Regions from separate parts of the Homo sapiens genome. Here region 2 is linked to region 1. Evidence: chromatin contacts called from ENCODE Hi-C or POLR2A ChIA-PET data. All regions are on one chromosome and are shown on one strand. Each heading gives the region's core, a stretch centred on a gene start or an enhancer-like site at or near the end of the contact. The rest is flanking DNA. Distances are from core to core; before and after follow the strand shown.

Region 1 (7,835 bases), core at 1,495-3,994:
TCCTGAGTAGCTGGGACTTCAGATGTACGTCGCCACGCTCGGTTAATTTTTTTTAGTTTTTATAGCAATAGGGTCTCACTATGTTGGCCAGGCTGGTCACAAACTCCTGGCCTCAAGCTATCCTCCCACTTCAGCCTCCCACAGTGCTGGGATTACGGGCATGAGCCACCACGCCTAGTGACAAGACCTCAACTTTTAATGGAGATGTCTTATTATAACCTCCATGTTATTTTAATAAAACCATCTTAGTCATGCCAGTGAAATTTATTGAGACTCTTCATATCCAAAATTACTGACATAACAGTGATGTAAATCTCTCCCCCGCCACTCAAGCTTTCTTTTTTAACTTTTCTACTTCACTTAGGGCACTGTACTTTTTTTTAAAGGGTAAATGAGATTTTAATTGGCTGCTCAAGACAAAATGATCAACTTTTAAATATGGAATTGTTTTTCTCACCCACTATGAAAAGCTAAAATTAACCTCTCTGTCTTTATAATGATATACTCTTTCCTGTTTGTATTCAGATAAAAATTACCTCCTTGCTACTTTGCTAATCCACAGATACTGGATGAAGAAAGTTATAATGTAACTTATGAATATGAGTCATTACTTTTTAAAATACTGTTTAGGGCTCCAAACTCCAGAAAAATGATCAACTGCTCATTCTGAAAGGGTTGAATCAATTCATGCTAGAAATGCCAAAAGATACTATTTCTATATCCTTTTTAAGTGACTAGGTGAAAATAATAATCCGATGTTACTACATTGTCAACCTGTTTTTATTCCACACAGCATTTCAAACGTAATTCCTTCTGAGAGAAGTTTCTGCTGCAAGTGCCTTTCCTGTCTTCTTTAAAAGCTTCTGGTAATCTCACTTAACCGTGAAAACTTCCTATCAAGATACACAGAACAATGATATCATGCAACCACTTCACTTAAAACAATGCCTGAGTCTAGAATTAAATTAAACTGGGGGCATGTCTGTGCCTTTGGTTATTACAGCCTTAGCTGCAGGATGAGGGGACAAGGGGGTGACAAATGACTGTCATGCCTGGGCCCAAAATGCGAATCTCCAATCTCCATAGCAACACCACATTACAGAGTTCACTCCGCCACAGATGCACTTTGCTTGCCAGACTCAAATCCACAGCCATTCTGCTTGGCTTCCAGAAAACTCAGTTAAAATTGACCCTAAAGAAGGCTTAAAAACTGGTCTCCTTACTGAAATTCCAACATTAAAAACCTGTAGAGAAAGACAATTCTTTTATTTGCATTCCCCTTCCCATGTTTATTTGATCTGCAAAACTGGGCCACTTATCAGATTTACATAATGCTCCCAGAAGAAAGCTATGCTCAAAAATGCAGTGTATGCTAGGGGGACATGAGCTGCAGAAACTCAGGAACCAGAGAGAGAAGTTTCTCACCACCTTCCTGCCCCCATTGCCTGGGGGTCCAAAGGCTAGTTCAGAACAGCGACCTGGCAGATTCAACTAACAACTAAGGCAGTTCTCTAGGGTCCAGAGATGCAGGGTATGGTGGTGGTTTTAAAATGCCTGTAGTCTTTGACACACCCTCCTTCCCATCAAGAAGAGGAATGTAATTTCCTTTCTCTGAAGGTGAGGGGGCCTTAGGAATTCACTTGCAAGAAACAGAATGCAGCAGAAATGACTGACTGACTTCAGAGGCTAGGTTAGAAAAAGTGATACAGCTTCCTCCTGGCTCTCTCTGGGGACATTCACCCTTGGAAACCAGGCAACATGCCTGGAGGAAGCCCAGACCACAAGGCCACGCAGGTGTTCTCGTCAAGGGCCTCTGCTGAGACCCCACGTGACAGCCAGCACCGACCACCACTCTGCGTGTGAGTGCCTTGGAGTTGGCCCCAGGCCGCTCCGCCTGACTGCACCTGAGAGACACGCTGAGGGAGAACAGCTTAACTGAGCCCACAGCTCCCAGACCATGCAGGCTCATCATCACCATTATAAGTGAATGTCATTGTTTTGTGCCACCAAGTCGGGATGGTCTGTCAGGCAGCAATGGAACAGTGGGCTGAGGTGTATTTCCAGGAGCTGCAGGGCAAGATCCAAAGTCCCAGTCCAGTTGAAGATGCCAGCTGTGTTGGATGTGAGCAAACTGGCCCGGGACGCACCGTGGCCAGGCCTGGGCCTAGGCTAGCACTGAGAGAGCGGGCCTGCAGAGCTGAGGATGCAGGCTGGGAGTCTTCCTCCACATACTGTACTGGGGGTAGGGCAACCTTGGGGAGCTCCAAGACTCAGGGTGCTCCTGCGACCCTTGGAGCAGTCCAGGTTGATCCCATGGGGCCGTATCTGTAGCCCTGCTCCTCCATGAAGGGCCAGCAGGGCCTGTCCCCTCTGAGCGACAGAAGGGTCAGCATGGCTGGCAGAACCAGTCACACACTTAGAACAGCTGAGCTGGGGATGCTTGAGGCTACCAAGAGCAAAACCAAGCATCCGAAGCCTTCTCAAAGGCTGACGCTGCCAAAGCCATCTTGAGTGACAAACCCAAACCCAAGCTCTCCCTGAGGTTGACAAACCCCATTGCTTATCTGCCAACTCCCTGGTGAGCAAACAGCTAAATAATTTACTAATTAATGCTTCCTTTCTTTAAAAGAGTTTCACTCCCTAAAAAGAAACAGGAAAAAGCAATGGCAGGGAGTTCTGAAATCCTCTCTGGCATGACTCTGCTTTGAAAGGGCAAATGTGCTGGCGCATGGAACAAGATCTCCTGTAGTCACACTCCACCTACTGGGAACTGAGGGTTATGCCATCAATACTCACCAGAGGGATGACATGCATCACAGGCCCTTTCCAGCATCATCATTTAAGCAGCTGTCAAAACGTAGTATCAAAGGCAAAACTGAGGTACAGCGCCCCAACTGGGGCCACCAACTTCATATTAACTACACTTTTTCTCACCTTACTCAAAAGTGAACAGTTCTGGTAAAAACAATTGACCATGGAAAAATAACACTTCATGCTACAAACTGAAGACTGGAATTCCTACTTGGGAATGGAAAATGCTTGATAAGAATGGGTACTCCATATGTCTTCGAAGACCCCAGTTGACTAGTTCAAGGTAAAAGTTAAATATTAAAATAATTAAAATAAATTAAATTAAAAGAACTCTATCCTTACCCATGCTGCCCTACACCTTCTAGGGAAAATGTGCTGCTGCTGCAGTTACCTCCCTTTGGGATGTTATTGGATTCTCTTCATTTCTCCAAGGCTTAGCTACCTGACATGCAAGACGAAGCTAACAATACCAGCCCTCCCGAAAATGGGCCTCAAGGAACTGCAGGTCACTATGACTGCAAAGCCTTTCATAAATATTTAGACTCTTAAAGCCAAAATCATGAATTCTCTCCATCTTTGCACCGATCTTACTACTTCAAACCTGAACTGGCAAAGTTGTTCTTAGACAAATTTAAATCTAGATGATTTACCTTTGTTACTTTGTCCATTCTCCTTCTGGGATGAAAAAGAAGTTCAGGAAAACAGGCATTCAGGGAACGGTACTTGGGGTATCGGACATCCTGTGGCCAATGTGAGAAAGCACCTCAGCATGATGAAACAGAATTCTCGGAGCCGGGAGGGCCAGCTCCAACTGTTGCTGTAAATAGCTAAGCAACTTCTCCATACTGGCCTGACCCACTCCCATTTCAGAAGAAGGCAAGTCCTCTTCTCCCCATTTCAATTATCACTGTCTGAATTCAAGTCTTGCACTATTTCAACAGCCTCCTATCCCCTTCCTATCCCCTTCCAAAGGCCTTCCCCACTGCTACCAAGCCAACTAAAAATGCAAATCTGATTTTATACATAATTCAACTCTAACTTCAATTCAAAGCTTTATCCTAAGGAAATTGATATTGAGGTGAAAACAGCATAGCACAGTATTGCTAAGACCACAGACTCTGGAGCCAGACTGCCTGGGTTCAAATCTCAGTTCCCACACGTCTGGCTGCATGACTGAAGACAGTTACTTAACATGTTTCTTTTCCCTTAATTTGTCTTAAACTTTTCCTTAGTATTTTGGTAATAGCTTTATTCACGTACTGTATAATTCACCTATTTAAAGTGTACCTTTCAGGCCAGTGTGGTGGCTCACGCCTGTAATCCCAGCAATTTGGGAGGCTGAGGCGGGTGGATTACCTGAGATCAGGAGTTTGAGACCAGCCTGGCCAACATGGCAAAACCCTGTCTCTGCTAAAAATGCAAAAATCAGCCAGGTTTGGTAGTGGGTGCCTGTAATCCCAGTTACTTGGGAGGCTGAGGCAGGAGAATCGCTTGAACCTGGGAGGCGGAGGTTGCAGTGAGCCAAGATCACGCCATTTCACTCCAGCATGGGTGACAAGAGCAAAATTCTGACTCAATCAATCAATCAATCATCAATCAATGTGTACATTTCAATGGTTTTCAGTATTTTCAGAGTTATGCAACCATCACTACAATCAATTTTAGAACATTTTCATCATCCTCCAAAAGAAACCCTGTATTCACTGGCAGTTACTCCCATTTTCCCTGCTCTCCCCAGCCCCTGGCAACCACTAATATACTTTCTGTCTCTCCAGATTTGCCTCTTTTGGACATTTTATGAATAGAGTCATATAATACCTGGTCCCTGCCACTGGCTTCTTTCAGTTAGCATAATGCTTTCAAGGATCATTCATGTTACAGCATGAATCAGTGCTTCATTCCTTTTTATGGCTGGATGATATCAAACGATATTCCATCATTTGGATAACACCACAGTTTGTTTATCCATTCATAAGATGATAGACATTTGAGTTGTTTGCATTTTTTTGGCTATTATGAATAATGTTACTATGAACATTTGTGTACAGGTTGTTTTGTGGACATATGTATGTTTCATTTCTCTTGGGTATATAGCTAGGGTATATAGCTCTTGGGTGTACAGCCTGGACCAATTCCTGGGTCATGTGGTAACTCTACGTTTAAACCTCTGAGGGAACTTAACCTGCTTTTGAAGGCTATTTAATGATATGGGAAGATGTTCTCTTCCTTTGATAAAAATGCATAGAAATATACACACACATACATGTACCTACCTTTATTACAATTTGGGTGTATGTCTGTATTAAAAACCTTTCTGTACTTTCCAAATTTTCTATAAGGAATATAGTTGATTTTATAATCAGGAAGTAAAAAGTTATTTTTTGCAAATACAACTGTTATTCTCTTACTTAAAATGCTTCAAAGGCTCCTTATTCCTTATAGGACTTGGCATAAACCTTTATGACCTAGGCCCTGCCTAGTCTCTGAGTTTGTCTATGCCAATACTCTGCTCCAGTAATATTAAATTATTTCAGTTTCCCAGGCACTGTCTCAGTGCCTTTGCACAGGCTGTTCCCTCTACCTGTAATTCCCATCCCTCCTCTGTTTGCCTCACAGACTCCTATTTTATTGTTCAAAGCTCCAGTTTGGCTAAGAGAATTACATCTTGGCCTTTTCTTTATATCCCTAAATCCTAGAACAATATTTGACTCATAGTAGAAGCTTAATGTATTGAACTGAACTACAAGTATTTTCATGTAACAAGGAAAATATTAGAATGTTATTTATAGTTACCTGCTATATTTCAGCATATGCTTCAAAGCATGTGGAACAGGATGAAAGGTGACAAGTACTTAAAAATTCTAATGCCAACAGCTAACAGTTATCAAGCACTTACTATATACTGGACTGTTTCATACAAGTTATATGTATTAACTCAATCTTCATACTCTTCCTATAAAATAGGTACTATGATCTTTTTTTATTCTTATTTTTTTGAGACAGGGTCTCACTATGTTGCCCAGGCTGAAGTTCAATGGCAGAATACACAGCTCAATGCAGCCTCAACTTCCTGGGCTCAGGTGATTCGCCCACCTGTCTCCCCCAGATAGCTGGGACTATAGTCATATGGATGCTACCATGCTCAGCTAACTTTTTGTACTTTTTGCAGAGATGGGGTTTCGCCATGTTGCCCACTCTGGGCTCAAACTCCTGGGCTCAAGTGATCCTCCCGCCTTAGCCTCCCAAAGTGCTGGGATTACAGGCGTGAGCCACGGGGCCCAGTCAGGTACTGTTTTGAGTATACTAATATATTTTTAATATAACTAATATAATTTACCATGTAAATCATTTTGATTAGATTCTTAACATATTGGCACCCATAATTATTAAGCTGAGCTACTCTGGGCACACTGCCTATGGGGTAGCCCTGTTCCACAAGGAGCAGTATCAAGAAAAAAAAAAATTAAGCTGAGAAATGCTTTTTTAAAGCGTATTCAAATAATTATAAGTCAAGTTGGAAAAGTTCTAGTTTCACTGAAAATCACTGTATATGGAACTCTAGGAAGGAAAAGGTTTGGATATGCAAACATCGTGGTATGTAGGCAAACAGAAGAATTTAAACAAAAGCCTTAAGGATATAAAGGCAGAGACGAGAGCTGTAGATCAGTCCGTTCGGCTCAGGCCAGGCTAAGGAATTTGAATACAGGCAACAGGGAAGGCTTAGGAAGCTCAAGTAGAAATGTGGCATGGAGTCCTAGTGACAAATAAAACCTCAATTAGGTCAAGAAAGTCAAATGCTTTGGAGTTAGAAAGGAAGCAGAAGGTATTACGCAGCAAAGTAGCCTAAATTTTTCATGAAATTAAACTAAACAGTGACCAATTTTACCATTCAAAACATTATGTTCTTGTTATGAAATAACTTTGGATACATTTTTATTCCAAGTAAAAGGAGATACTTGTCTTTAAAAACTAATAACCTTTGGGAAATTAGTCTTCCATGGGTTGGGTGACCTAACGTTCTGCTCTTTCTGAAACAGGCTCTATTTACACCTGTCACCCTGGTACTTTGTCCAGTTAGTGCCCCTTTTTACTTTCAAAAGTGTCCCAGTTTGAACTGGACTGTGGTGATACTGCACAGCTCTGTACGTTTGCCAAAAAGCATTAAATTGTACACTTACCATGGGTAGATTTTATGGTATGTAAATTTACACCTCAATAAAGTTATTTAAAAAGAAGTCCCAATTTGAATGACAAGTTAGATGGTCACCCGATCCATATGCCATGGCCTGAAGGGCTTAAAAGTGGTTAAGTGACATTCTGCAAAGGGACAATTATCCCAAGGAATTCTTTTACAAGAAGGTAAACTTTCTTTTCTACCAAGACAACTTCTAGCCACGTGACATCAAAATAAGACCTTGCCAAAAAGAAAGTCTCAGAGATCCAATGATATAGAAGTTGATCTCTATAGGCCCTGCCATTAATGATTCATTGACCTTGTAAATATGAAAGCAACACTATTAATTATCCCGATTTAATGAGGCAACCTCAATAAACCTAAGCCAGCGTGCAACTCTAAATAAAATCTGCTCTAAAACCATAGGTGGTCTCTATTTGCTTCAAAAGGATACATATATTGTTAAAAGCTTTGGCGTGTTGCTGGCTTTAGATATTAAAGCTAGAAACTTTATCAACTTCAACTTTAACTCTGGAGTCCAGGAATCCTAAAGAAAAAAGGGAACAAAAATACAAACATTAGATTACTAAGTACCAATAGCATCATCAAGTTGAGGTCATTAGGCTAAAAAACCCTGCACAGTGATTGAAACCAAAACCAAAATGCCAGTGACGTGAGGCTGTGAAAAACAGGTCTTAGGACATCTGACCAACTCATTTACAGAAGATTCAAGTGCCCACAGTAGGAAGAAAAAATAGAGTTCTTTCATAAACAGGGAAAAAATAACCCTGAACATGATTTGAGTATTTCATGTGATTTAAACACAGTCGTGACAAGGAACCTTATTAGG
Region 2 (7,835 bases), core at 1,793-4,292, 200 kb before region 1:
GTGATTACAGGTGTGAGCCCCTTACACCTGGCCCCAGCTATTTTTGAATTGAGCTTTCCTTACACAAAAAAACCCTTGCATCTTTAAATGCATTTTCAGAAGGGATCCTTTTCATTTTGCTGGTTTCCTTCTTCCATTCACAAGAATTTTTCAGCACAAAAAACATGGTGGCTTTTGTGGACTGTCATGTTCATTGCCAAAACTGAAACTGGATAATACGTATTTATCATATGTCTCTTTCTTCAATACTACAACTGTAATGTGGTATGATAGTGTTGTAGGAGTTAAGAAATTATTTTAGGCAGATAAGAGAGGAAAAGGGGTCCCTGGGAAGTTTTCGTTTTTAAAGCAGCTCTTAGAGCCAGGCCGGCAACCTTTGATATGCAAATGAAGGCCATTAGAAACTGGGTCCACCCAAACATGGCGATTCCTGCGAACTTCTTGCCCTTGCCCCACATGTTCCTGGCAACATGGCCACCCCTACATATCCCCATGTGTGTAGAACATCATGGCACCCTGCGTTTGCATATTAAAAGGCTAGGGTGGGAGGGCCAGCTTTTTCACGGGCTGCATGAATGACATGCCTGGTCAAACCAATCCCCTGAGCCCTATGCAAATCAAACACTGCTTCCTCCAGCCTCTACATATACCTGGCTGGTATCCACCACACTTGGGGTTCCCTCTTTGGACTTTGGAGCCCCCCTCCTTCTGTCTCTGTATGGGGGAGCTTCTTTCTGTCTTCTCCCTTTCTTCTTGCCTACTAAACTCTCCGCTCCTTAAAACTACTCCATATGTGTCCATGTCATTCTTTTTTTTTTTTTTTTTTGAGATGGAGTCTCACTCTGTCGCTCAGGCTGGAGTGCAGTGGCACGATCTCGACTCACTGCAACCTCTGCCTCCCTGGCTCAAGCGATTCTCCTGCCTCAGCCTCCCGAGTAGCTGGGATTATAGGCATGCGCCACCACACCCAGCTAATTTTTGTATTTTTAGTAGAGACGGAGTTTCACCATCTTGGCCAGGCTGGTCTGGAACTCCTGACCTCGTGATCCACCTGCCTCAAAGTGCTGGGATTACAGGCGTGGGCCACCATGCCCGGCTGAGCCTGCCTTCTTGTTTCAGCTCTCACACTGTAAACATGTGTCCTTTTGGTGGTCTATTTAGTGCCACTTTTTTTTTTTTTTTTGAGACAGAGTCTCGCTCTGTCGCCCAGAGCTAGAGTGCAATGGCGCGATCTCGGCTCACTGCAACCTCTGCCTCCCAGGTTCAAGCAATTCTCCTGCCTCAGCCTCCCGAGTAGCTGAGACTACAGGTGCGTGTCACCACACTCGGCTAATTTTTGTATTTTTAGTAGAGATGGGGTTTCACCATGTTGGCCAGGCTGGTCTTGAACTCCTAACCTTGTGATCTGCCTGCCTCAGCCTCCCAAAGTGCAGGGATTACAGGCGTGAGCCACCACGCCCAGCCAGTGCCACTTTTTTTGTATTTTGTGCTTTTTGTTGCTGGTTTTCTTGCTTCATGTGGCCCCCAAGTGAACTGCTGATGAGCTTTCTGGTGCTCCTAAGAGCAAGAAGGATGTGATGTGCTATAGGGAGAAAATCTGTGCGTTGGAGAAGCTTCATTCAGGTGTGAGTTATGGTGCCGTGAGTCCAATATTAATGAATCAGGCTGGGCGTGGTGGCTCATGTCTGTAATTCTGGCACTTTAGGAGGCCGAGGCAGGAGGATCACCTGAGGTCAGGAGTTAGACCAGCCTGGCCAACATGGTGAAACCCCATCTCTACTAAAAACTACAAAAAATTAGCTGGGCATGGTGGCACATGCCTGTAATCCCAGCTATTCAGCAGGCTGAGGCAGGAGAATGGCTTGAACCTGGGAGGCGGAGGTTGCAGTGAGCCAAGATCATGTCATTGTACTCCAACCTGGGCAACAAGAGTAAAACTGCATCTAAAAAAAAAAAATTAATGAATCAACTGTATATTAACTTCAGTGTCTTTAAACAGAAACAAACATAAAAAAAGGTTATGCGTTGGTCGACTGAGGAAAATATTGTGACTAGGCCGGGCATGGTGGCTCAAGCCTGTAATTCCAGCACTTTGGGAGGCCGAGGTGAGCGGATCACTTGAGGCCAGGAGTTTGAGACCAGCCTGGTCAACATGGTGAAACCCCATCTCTACTAAAAATAAAAAAAATTAGCCAGGCGTGGTGGCACACACCTGTAATCACAGCTACTTGGGAGGCTGAGGCACGAGAATCACTTGAATCCAGGCAGTGGAGGTTGCAGTTTGCTGAGAATGCACCACACACCACTGCACTCCAGCCTGGGCAATAGAGTGAGACTCGGTCCAAAAAAAAAAAAAGAAAGAAAGAAAATACTGTGACCAGACCCTCACAGGTACCTAAGGAGGAACCTAATTTCTCCCAGGAGCAAAGCTTCAACATTCACTAATCCAGTGTTTGTGGTGATTTTATAGAACATAACCACCACGAATCAGGAGCATGGGCTGTACCTCCTGCTGGTTGTGTTTCTCTGGTTGCGATCTGACTGATATAGTGACAAAGTCACAGAACTGCTAATACTATTGTGGTTTTTTGCCACTACCTTAACAAATTTTGAAGAAAAGTTAAGGGTTGGTGAAAACAAAGATGTCTATTTATTCCCATCCATGCATATGAGTCCCCTGAATGCTCTCTGTGGACCCTGTGGGCATTCGTGGACCCCAGGTTAAGACCACCTGCAGGTTAACAGAGGATAATGCAAAGGCCCACACCAATCATGGTGAAGGGTGGAGGTAGCAATGTTCCCACAGGCTCTGAGGAAGCAGTGAAGCTGGAAGGCCCCACCGGGGAACTGGAGGCTGAGGGCTCAGCAGGCCTGTGGGCTCTGCTCCCCAGCTGAAGACACGGTACCCCTAGTTCTTCCTTAAGCTGTGGTTGCCCCAAGCTAGATCCATCCGAAAAAACCATGGCTGCCTACGGGTGTTGAGGAAGCGTTGTTTGCAAGGGCTGGGGTTTGCCCCAGTGGCTCTGAGGCCTCTCCCTCTCCTTGCACTAAACTCAGACAATTCTGTTCTTCTCCTATTATTCTACCTGTGATTTTAAGTGCTCCTCGTATCTGCACAAACTTACCCCCATCTCTTTTTATTGAAAAAGCAAACAGATCCCCTGATTCTTTGGGTCTGGGATGATACTTTGGCTGACTATCTGTGCCCTCCACCCACTACACCCTCCCAGAAAATGAAATTAATCTACTTAGGTTCATCACAAAGGTGGGCTGGTCGACCCAGTGGCAGACCGTCCCGCCCATGTCACCATACCAAGCGCCCTTCTGCTTCAGGTCCTGGGAGGTCAGGACTTCCTGGTGTCATCCTCAGACGGCGGGACAAGGCTGGGGCTGGATTCTTCCTGTCTGGGTTCACCTCCAATTGCTGGTGCTTCCTTAAGCACAGCACTATTGCCCCCATGTTTATGAACGGGAAAGGATACTAATTAGAACCAGCCAAAGGAAGAGACACAGGGTAGAGTCCAGGGAGGGTCCTGATGAGGAGCTGGCAGCCACCGGTGTGGCATCACCTCCTTCTTGCTGTGATGTGTGACAATTCGCAGAGTACCGCCAACGGGTGTGGCATCACCTCCTCCTTGCTGTGATGTATGACAATTCGCAGAGTACCGCCAACCACGGAAGCTTCCCCGGGCTTTGATGTCAGAATTTGTGTTGCAGTTTCCCTCTGTGGGCAGGGTGATGGAATCATTGCCTGTGAGGTTGAACTGGGTCTCTAGCTTGTTTCTTCGCCCCGGGGGTTGCTCTGACAGCTCTCGCCCTCAGGGGCCCATCATGAGTCACCTCATTAGGGTAACGGTAAACCATCAGGTGTGGTCTTCCAGGAGCCAGGACAAAGGCACAAAGGCCAGATCTCTCTGGGGAGAGGGAGCGTGTGAATTGCTTAGTACACAGCTCCTGACTTTAGCCTCCTGCCCCTCAGGCTGGTGCTTCCCCAGCTCTGACTACACATTCTGCTTTGTGAGTGATTTTACGAGTCTCACCTGGCCTGGAACTGGCAATGGGGAAATTGCTGAGGCAGGTGGCTGGCTCCAGGGCCTGGCTTGAAGATGGGCAGGAAGGCACTTACACTGCCCTCTCATGAGCCCCCCGGTACCCCCTTACAGCCCCAGACCCCAGTGATGTTCAGGCTTTTGGAGCAAGCCCTGTTGCTTTCTGCAACCTCTGTGGGTGGACTCGGACTCCTGACTGGTCACTTGCGGAAGAGAAGACCAGCGGCTCCTCTCCCTCTCGCAGGAGACTGAAGGCTGCCACCTCTGAGACCTCCTACCCTTTGGCTCCCCTTCTGGGAACCATGTGAAAGTGGCTGTCATGAGCCACATCCTGTCCAGCTGAAGTCCTGCTTGATGTTGGCAGAGGATGTGGTCGTTCAGAGCTGGGAGGACAGACCAGACACCAAGCAAGACCAAGAACTCTCCACTATTTCTGACTCTGGATGAGCGGGGTGCAGGGTCTTGAGGAGTAACTGGGGAACGGGACTGCAGAGACTACAATTCCCTCAGGGAATGTGGCTGTGGGATGAGAGTAGGGACACAGCTGAAGAGGTTCATGGGGTTGAAGGAGTTTCTTGTTTTTGTTTGTTTTCAACACGTAAAAGTCTTGAGCCCATTTAAAAGGCCATGGAGCTAGGCGCGGTGGCTCAGGCCTGCAATCCCAGCACTTTGGGGGGCTGAGGTGGGCGGGTCACATAAGGTCAGGAGTTCGAGGCCAGCATGGTGAAACCCTGTCTCTACTAAAAATACAAAAATTAGCTGGGCGTGTTGGCAGGTGCCTGTAATCTCAGCTACTTGGGAGGCTGAGGTGTGAGAATCGCTTGAACCTGGGAGGCAAAGGTTGCAGTGAGCCGAGATGGCACCACTGCACTCCAGCCTGGGCAACAGAATGAGACCCCGTCTCAAAAAAAAAAAAAAAAAAGAAAAGAAAAGAAAAGAAAAGGCTATGGAGAAGGATTAGTGGAGCAATGGATGTTGACCACAGAAGAGAGACAGTGGTCCTAAGCGCTTGGGAAGGGTGGGCTCTGAGACTCAGGTGGAGGCAAGCAGGGGATGGGTCTTTTGTTTTTAAACTGGAGGTGCTCTTCCCACGAGTCCTTCCACGTGCTCTTTGAATTAAAAGGCAAGGTCATCTGATGAAAAGAGGGGAGATGTCAGAGTCAGAGGTTTGAGAAGTGCAGAGGTCTCAAATGTGCCCAGGAAACATGGAATTAGACCCAAGTCCACACGATAATTCAGTACGTAATAAATCTGCCACTTCCACTGGTGTTGGCGTAACTGGAATACCATCTGCCTAGAGGAAAAATTATATTAATATCTTTTTTTTTTGAGACAGGGTCTCACTCTGTCACCCAGGCTGGAGTGCAGTGGTGTGATCATGGCTCACTGCTCCCAGGTTCAGGTGATACTCCTGTCAGTCTCCTGAGTAGCTAGGACCACAGGCACACACCACCACTCCTGGCTAATATTTTTAGACTATTATTTGTAGAAATGGGGTGTCACTATGTTGCTCAGGCTGATCTTGTGCTCCTGGAATCAAGTGATCATCCTGCCTTGGCCTCCAAAAGTGCTGAGATTACAGGCATGAGCCACCACGCCCAGCAATACCTCATGTCTTATATTAAAATACATTTCAGGTGGATCAAATATGTTAATGTAAAAAGTGAAATATGACAGTACTAGAAGAAAATATGGAAAATTTATTTTATAACTTAAAGTTGGAAAGAGCTTTTTAAATTTAATTTTTATTTATTTATTTTTTCCAAGACAGAGTCTTGCTCTGTTGCCCAGAGCTGGAGTGCAATGGCGCGATCTCGGCTCACTGCAACCTCCGCCCCCCAGGATCAAGCAATTCTCCTGCCTCAGCCTCCCTAGTAGCTGGGATTACAGGCATGCGCCACCAGGCCCGGCTGATTTTTGTATTTTTAGTAGAGACGGGGTTTCATCATGCTGGCCAGGCTGGTCTCAAACTCCTGACCTCGTGACCCACCCGCCTCGGCCTCCCAAATTGCTGGGATTACGGGTGTGAGCCACCACGTCCAGTCTTGTTTTTAATTTTTAAATTTTCAGTGCTTTTTGGGTAGGAGAGGACTTTCTAAGAATAACGACATAGTACCTAGAAGCCATTAAGGAAAAGATGGAAAATTTACATTAAAATATCACTGTATCACAGAAAAATTATGAACAAAGTCAAAAGATAGATGACAAATGGAAAAATATTTTCAGTGCATATCAGATAAATGTCTTTAATGAACCCCTTCAACAAATAAGTAAAAGTCAATCCCATTTTAGTAGGTGTCGCAATGGAAAAAAAGACAAAGACAAAGACAAATAAGCCAATAGAAAAATAGGCAAAGGATATGAACCAACCGCGAAGCAGGCTCACCGTGCGCGGCTTACCAACTTGTCGGCATCTGGTGAGACGGAACACACTCACATGTACCCAGTTACACGATGAGGATTTATTACAGATTGGCAGCAAGGGGCAACAGAGGCCTAGGATTCATTCAGAGCCAGTTCCCCAGGCTCAGGCCAGCTGCCCAGGGCTGATGGAATCTTGACTTCATGCGTCCCACCTGCACCATGGCTGAAGAACCCTGAAAAGCAGCCTGCCCTGAGCTTTATGCTCTGTGAGTGGCTGAGCTACAGTGTTGAAGGACACCCTGTTTCTTTTCTTTTTTTTTTTTTTGAGACAGAGTCTCGCTCTTGTTGCCCAGGCTGGAGTACAGTGGTGCGATCTTGGCTCACCGCAACCTCCACCTCCCGGGTTTAAGCAATTCTTCTGCCTCAGCCTCCCGAGTAGCTGGGATTACAGGTGCCTGCCACCATGCCTGGCTAATTTTTTGTATTTTTGGTAGAGACGGGGTTTCACCATGTTGGCCAGGCTAGTCTTGAACTCCTGACCTCAGGTGATCTGCCTGCCTTGGCCTCCCAAAGTGCTGGGATTACAGGCATGAGCCACCCTGTTTCTAAGGCGGAACTGGAACAGAGCCTGAGCAGTTCTGGCCAGCTCCCCCTTATCTCAAGATGTTGCATTTCTAGCACATTCTACAGTTAATTTTCAGAACTACAAGCAAGAAAGATGGGAGAACCGGGCTGGTTTAAGGTCACCTAGAAAATTGTCCTGTACAAATCTTTCTCAGGAAAGGAAATATGAATGATTCAAACACATGAAAAGATGTTAATGTCACTCAGAGTAGGAGAAATGCAAATTAAAACAACACTATGTGCATTTTCTTACCTGTTAGATTGGTGATGATCACCAGGTTTGCTGACACATTTCATGTACCTGCTGTTTGGGACAATTGCCAGGGAGGGTGAGTTGGGAATAGCTAGTTATCTGTTATGGACTGAGTTGCATCCCCTCAAAATTCACACGCTGAAGTCCTAACCTCCAGTACCTCAGAATGTGACTGTATTTGGAGACAGGGTCTTTAAAGAGGGAATTAAGTTAAAATGAGATTGTTAGGGTGGGGCCCTAATCCAATATGACAGATGTCTTTATAAGAAGAGGAAATTTGGACACATACACCCATAGAGTGAAACTAACTCTGCCAACATCTTAATCTCAGACTTCAGCCTCAGACTGTGAGGAAATAAATTTTCCGTTGTTTAAGCCACCCAGTCTGTGGTTCTCTGTTATGGCAGCCCTAGCAAACTAATACACCAGCAACCTTGAAACTGACCTGAAAATTTGACTTCTAGTAACTTATACTACAGATAGACTGGCATGTGTTCCTGGCATGTGCAGGATATGCGAGGGTATTGTTTGTAGCAGTCAGGGTT

What was found. A loop is a pair of places that touch in the nucleus more often than their neighbours do. ChIA-PET counts read pairs that join two places held with the same protein, here RNA polymerase II (POLR2A). Pooled maps may share reads with other maps.
Region 2: a loop to region 1 is called in a pooled map, with 2.3 times the contacts of the local background. The contact joins two enhancer-like sites. A Hi-C loop is called at or near these places in 94 of 168 maps with a recorded cell type or tissue (A673, B cell, CD14-positive monocyte and 54 more), 36 of 37 single-sample maps with no recorded cell type and 47 of 50 pooled maps. POLR2A ChIA-PET finds 5 or more read pairs at or near these places in 9 of 52 experiments (AG04449, BJ, GM12878 and 5 more).

The regions. Positions count from the first base shown.
Region 1 is chr2:231,222,425-231,230,259 of GRCh38, reverse strand. ARMC9 (armadillo repeat containing 9) reads right to left here. Exons shown (of 25, transcript NM_001352754.2): 6 at 7,440-7,532; 7 at 3,462-3,486. Among named protein-coding and RNA genes, the nearest start is that of ARMC9, 28 kb to the right of the region's middle. RefSeq lists enhancers at 1,807-1,876, 7,521-7,820. Within about 2 kb of position 2,744, at least 7 of the 41 ENCODE cell types and tissues checked have a DNase peak (open chromatin) inside an H3K27ac peak, as active enhancers do.
Region 2 is chr2:231,422,023-231,429,857 of GRCh38, reverse strand. No RefSeq gene overlaps it. Among named protein-coding and RNA genes, the nearest start is that of SNORA75, 30 kb to the left of the region's middle. Within about 2 kb of position 3,042, at least 2 of the 41 ENCODE cell types and tissues checked have a DNase peak (open chromatin) inside an H3K27ac peak, as active enhancers do.